Linked DNA regions of Homo sapiens: region 1 is linked to region 2. Evidence: chromatin contacts called from ENCODE Hi-C or POLR2A ChIA-PET data. All regions are on one chromosome and are shown on one strand. Each heading gives the region's core, a stretch centred on a gene start or an enhancer-like site at or near the end of the contact. The rest is flanking DNA. Distances are from core to core; before and after follow the strand shown. Region 1 has its middle 20 kb from the start of BRDT. Region 2 overlaps TGFBR3 (transforming growth factor beta receptor 3).

Region 1 (2,837 bases), core at 49-2,548, 220 kb after region 2:
GTGGGGAAGATAAACAATAAACAGATAAATACAAAATATGTTAGTTGATGATGAATTTAATGAAGAGAAATGGAGTTGAGCAGGGGGAATCGAGTGTGACTGGCAAGGCCATGTGTGCTCCACTTCAGACAGGGCTGTCAGGGAAGGCCTGGGTGCAGGGAGAGTATTTCAGGCTGGGGAAACAGAAGGGGCAAATTCCTGATGCTGGGAAATATTTGATGTGATTGAAAAACAGCAAGGAAGCAGCAAGGAAGCCAGTGGAGCAGAGTGAGTAGGCGGGTTTTAGGGGACGAGGTCAGAGAGGTGGTGGGGATGCCAGCTTGGTGTAGCCATGGTTAGGACTTCAGACTTGGCATTGGGATTTCTAGGTGAGATGGGAGTCACAGTGTGATTTTAAGTAGTGGAGTGACCTATAATCCTGGGTAACTCTCTCACAAACAAAAGATAATACCAAATAACCTGAGAGACAAGTTTAATAGAATGCCTGGTGAGAAATGGTTACCATAAGAATATAAAATTGTTCAAAATATTTATAAAAACAGCTCTTTTAAGAGAACTCAGGGTTATAGAGAAAGAATGCATGGCATCTTTACACTGAAACAAGTTACATCAGGCTGGACATGGTGGCTCACGCCTATAATCCCAACACTTTGGGAGGCCACGGCGGGAGGTTTGCTTAAGCCCAGGAGTATGAGACCAGCCTGTGCAACATAGTAAGGACTCATCTCTATTAAAAATAAAAAAAATTAGCCGAGTGTGGTGGTACACACCTGTAGTCCCAGCTACTCGAGAGGCTGAGGCAGAAGGATCGCTTGAGCCCAGGAGATGGAGGCAGCAGTGAGCTGTGATCACGCCACTGCACTCCAGCTTGGGCAACACTGTCTCAAAAACAAAACAAACAACCAAGAAAAGAAATGAAAAAAAAAAGAGAGAGAGAGAGAGAGAGAAACAAGTTATATCAGGCAAACCAAAGCTATTTTTACTTAGGATTGTCTCTGAAAAAAAGAAAGCTTTCACAATAGTACATAAATTCTCAAGACACTCTTCAATGAAGAAATAAATACTTCCTGAATGTCCACTATATGCAGGTAACCTGAAAAGGCAGGTTACAAGACAGGGCTCCTGCTTTAAAGTCACCTATAATTCAACTGAGGAGATAAAACATATGCATATAAAATAATATCATAAGGAAACGTACAAATTCTGAAGGAGAGCTGGAGACAAGGCAGTGGCATTTGGCAGGAGGAGCTATGCTAATGCCGGGCTGCAGAAGAATGCAGGGTCAGGCAGGAATGGAGGCAGGGAAAACAGGGCAGGGCTGGGGTCCAGGAACAGTGATCTTGGTCTGGGCCAAAAGCCAAGAAAGACCAGGAGTCAAGAGGCCATACTTGGGATTAGAGACTCAGAGAATTTTAAAGGGGAAGAAAAATTGGAGATGATTGAATCCAGGTTTCCTGTTTCACAAAAGAGGAAAATCAGATCAATCAAGATTTCACTGGTTAGTGACAGAGCTGGTCCTAGAACAAAGACCGCTGAGTTTTTGTTTTGTTTTGTTTTGTTTTGTGTTTTCTGAGATGGAGTTTCCCTCTTGTTTCCCAGGCTGGAGTGCAACGGCGTGGTCTCGGCTCACTGCAACCTCTGTCTCCCAGTTCAAGCAATTCTCTGGTCTCAGCCTCCCGAGTAGCTGGAATTACAGGTGCCTGCCACCACGCCCAGATACTTTTTTGTATTTTTAGTAGAGACTGGGTTTCACCATGTTGGCCAGGCTGGTCTCCAACTCCTGACCTCAGGTGATCCACCCACCTCAGCCTCCCAAAGTGTTGGGATTGCAGGCGTGAGCCACTGCACCTGGCTGATCCTTGGGTTTTTAGTCCATTGCTTTTGCACATCACCACCAGGAAAATGACAGTGGACCTATGGAATTCTCAAAATTGCAAAGCAGGGTTGGAAGTGAGCCTCATGGGACCATGAAGAGAACACAGATCATCATGATGGGCTAGAAGCAGGATGCAGATCTAGGAATTAGGTGGTCAGCAAGATGGAAAGAAGTAGCTAGGCCACAGGAGAGTAACTGACCAGTATCTTGAGGACAAATTAAGTGGGCCCAATGCTTGGCAAGGGTAAGAAATCCTGACCCTGTAAACCTGAGCAAGAGGCACGTAGAGAGCAGACAGAATTCAGACTATTCTGAGATGGGGAGGGGCACAGGAAGAGTCATCCAGTGAGAAATCATGCACAGGGGAGTGGGGTGATGGAAAGGTATCATTCCATCTTTCCTAATAATGATGGTACAATCATTTGTCTTTTATTTGGTGGTGGTGGGGGAGGAGCGTGTAAACTGATATGCTTTGGACTTGGTTTTTAGTCTTTAAAAGTTATACTTTTTTGTCAGATATGACTCCTACATGGATAGTACTGGCTAATAAAAGATGCAACTATTTGGGGATATGAAGATGTGTCACCTTTTTTATGTCAGATAATTGAGGTTTTCTATCACTTTTGTTCTACAAAGAAATTGTTAATGTATGTTTCCCGTCAATCTTCAAGTATTACTAAAATTACTAGATCTTTTCTGAAAGATTTTATGGAAAAAAAAAGATTACTACAGAGAACAGACAGAGAAAGGAATACCCCCTTTTCCTATGGACCAAGAGAGAAGTTGGCCTACCCTGTTATTATCACTGAGGCAGGGGGAAAACATGGTCTTTTTTCTGTTCCAGGATCCAACACAGGATGATAATACATTGCATTTAGAAAGATGTCTATTGACAAACAGAAATTCTTAATTTTGTTTTGTTATTTTGTTTTGTTTTATTTGTTTGTTTGTTTTTTGAGAC
Region 2 (2,953 bases), core at 138-2,637:
GAAGGCCCACAAACCTTAGGCAACTTCTGGGGGTGCTTCTCCATCTTCGTACACAGCGTCAGCTCACACTGTAGAAAGAGCAGTGAGGTGTTGAAGACAGGCTTGAAGACAAAGCTGAATCGCTTCTTATCCATGTCAGCTTGCGGGATAGGAAAGTGCACTCTCTTGGGACTGTAGAATTTCACAGATTCATCTTTAGGACAAATATTCTCAATAATGGTGTAATGAGACATCCTATCAGGGTTCGAATATGGAGAGATAAAGCACGTTTGGATGGCAAATCCCAGTTCTTGTTCAGCCTTAGTAACAGATACCTATGAAAGAACAGAAAGATGAATTAGGAAATGAGTTAGCATCTCACTTTCACTTTAGGCACAAGGACCATATGCCAAGACAGCCCTTCAGATGACACGCTGCTTTATCTTCATAACATAGTTATAGCCTTCTTTCTAATTACAAAAGTAACACACACACATTGAAAGAAAAAGATATTTTCCACTTCAATTTGATATAGATGATGACAGTGAATTATTTCTTTCAAATATTAGTCCATTAGATTCAAATACAAGATGAGTAAGTCTCTTCCACCTCCCAATGAGTCCTCTGAGAGCTAAAAATAAAAACATATTTTGCATTTAAAGTGGATTTTCCGAAGTAAATAAAACACCAGTAGGCAAAGTCCCTAATGTTTTAATAGTACAACACTTATAAGCTAAGCTCTTTTTAAAGACTGACCAAAAAATAGAGTTCAGCGGCAAAATCTATTTAACCTAGGCAGGAAGACTGAGCTTCTAAATTGCAAAAAGTCAGAGTAAGCCTGATGAGAGTCCTGCTTCATCGGCGAGAAGGCAGAGCTGGCTCCGGCGCTGGGTGTCAGTGACGGTGCAACCTGGAGGCCATCATGGGCCTGGTAAAGTGTCCCAGCTGCTCACAGATCCAAATCAGCCTTGCCAAGTACTCCCCCTTCGCTCCATAAGCCCAGGGGTAGTTTAGGGGAAATCTAATCTGGAAACGTTTCCGACTCATTTATACTTCCCCCTTTGAAAACACTTGTATGGGCTACGTCCAAATTTTGTTAAGGTTCTTTTCCTTAGAAACAGGAAGTAATGTTTAGCCAAGTGTAAACAGAATTCAAACCTCAACTATCCTGAACTTAGCTAAAATCCCCAGACCAGAGGAGATTCTCCATTTGGTGACACGTGGATCACTGCATGAACTGCCCCTCCCTGCTATGCCTCATTCTTTGACTAAATTTAGGATCAAAATAAACTTAAACACTTGTAGAAACAGCTAGTCCTTACCCATAGACCAACAGCCGCAGAATCATTTCAAAAGACATGGAGATAGAAACAGACTTTCCACGCTGAGATACCCAGGGGAAACCCCTGACATCACATGGGGCTTTGAATCCGCAGCACTGTTGTGAAAGATTCCTACGTGGTGGTTAACTGCAGGACACTCAACAGTGAAAATGCTAATGAAGAGGATTCTGATAATGTCACTGTGGTGACATTCTGTAAATACTAACACTTCAGTATTTTTGCAATACTTCTGAAAAACAAGATATTCTATCTTGGAAAGGTGGCAAATTACATATGTGCTATTACTAAAAACTGCCGTTTAACATGAACTCAGAAACCACATGCCAAAATGTGTAACAGAGGGACTGCAAATCTCTTCTCTAATCTCAAAAGAAAGTATGTAGCGGCAGAATGTCTAAGGTATCCCAAAAAGGGATACCTTTGTAGCAGAGGGAAAAAATATATATTATTTTTTAATATATTTTATGTATATATAGTTTATATATATAAATTATCAGCAAATCTTTTACTAAAAAGGATTTTACTTTTAGACCAGAAGTGAGTAGGAGAAGGACTACGGGCTTTGTAGTGAGACGAGCTCATAAAAATTACATGCTCTCCTGCTCACGTGCTGGGCACCGAGACTCAGTTTACTCACCTACAGAATGAGAACACGAATACCCACAAGATATCATAATTGTGAAAACTAGCAAAGTAAAAGTTACATGCAAACAACACAGTTCCCAGAGTGTCAATAAATGCTACCTATTAGTAATAGTAGTATTCTAGATTTAAAATTTTGGGTTATTAACAACTGGGTTTGTAAATTCCCCAAGACAAATGAACCAAAAGAAAACTGCCATTATGTGACCAACAGTCACCTGGAGATGACCAATGAACAGGTGGCAACACTGTTAACTTGGATTATGAAAGGGACTGTATGGTGTAGAGGGAATAGAGGATAAACTATGAGAAATATAGGTGATATATGAAAAGGTATAAATGGGAAAACAAGAATGGAAAAAAAAAACTACCAATAACACACTTCAAGTAAGCCAGCATTTGAAGGATGGGGGAAAAAACCCAAAATATCCAGGGTAAGGTACAGGAGGAAGATTGACCACTGATTAGCATAAATCAGCAAAGCCAGGCATAGATTTGGAAAAGAACAATCTGCAATTATGCAGCACCCCTGAAATCCACAGCGCAATAGGGTGCTGTTGACCAACTGCCCATGTGAACTGTACAGCCAGAAAAGCAAGAGAAAAACAGCCATCTTGGCTTAGGAAAAGCATGTAGAAGGCAGTATATTTTCCCCAATGGAGAAAGAAGGTGTGCTCAAAGAAAGAGAACTCTCAGAATGGGGGAGGGGCAGAATCCATATGATCAAGGAAAACAACATCTAGCGCCAGCGGGCTCTGTCCCAGAGTCAGTGCGAATGTGAGAGTTATGTGTCTTTCCAAAACAGAAACACGTGCACCAAAGTCACTTTTAACATATGGAAGTACCCCACTTTGACCCTTTAAGCTTCTCACCCCTCCCACTATGAAGCTGAGCTTGCAGCTGAGCACCAAAACCAGCTCATTAGATGAGGACCTTCCCATAAGACCAACAGATGATATGCCCACTTGAAACACTAAGGTTGAAACATG

What was found. A loop is a pair of places that touch in the nucleus more often than their neighbours do. ChIA-PET counts read pairs that join two places held with the same protein, here RNA polymerase II (POLR2A). Pooled maps may share reads with other maps.
Region 1: a map of Right ventricle myocardium superior shows a loop between it and region 2 (4-fold over the local background). The contact joins two enhancer-like sites. A Hi-C loop is called at or near these places in 2 of 168 maps with a recorded cell type or tissue (Right ventricle myocardium superior and natural killer cell) and 11 of 50 pooled maps. POLR2A ChIA-PET finds 5 or more read pairs at or near these places in 2 of 52 experiments (GM10248 and WTC11).

The regions. Positions count from the first base shown.
Region 1 is chr1:91,928,138-91,930,974 of GRCh38, forward strand. No RefSeq gene overlaps it. Among named protein-coding and RNA genes, the nearest start is that of BRDT, 20 kb to the right of the region's middle. Within about 2 kb of position 1,299, at least 2 of the 41 ENCODE cell types and tissues checked have a DNase peak (open chromatin) inside an H3K27ac peak, as active enhancers do.
Region 2 is chr1:91,712,229-91,715,181 of GRCh38, forward strand. It overlaps TGFBR3 (transforming growth factor beta receptor 3), which reads right to left. Exons shown (of 17, transcript NM_003243.5): 13 at 15-314. Among named protein-coding and RNA genes, the nearest start is that of TGFBR3, 170 kb to the right of the region's middle. Within about 2 kb of position 1,388, at least 18 of the 41 ENCODE cell types and tissues checked have a DNase peak (open chromatin) inside an H3K27ac peak, as active enhancers do.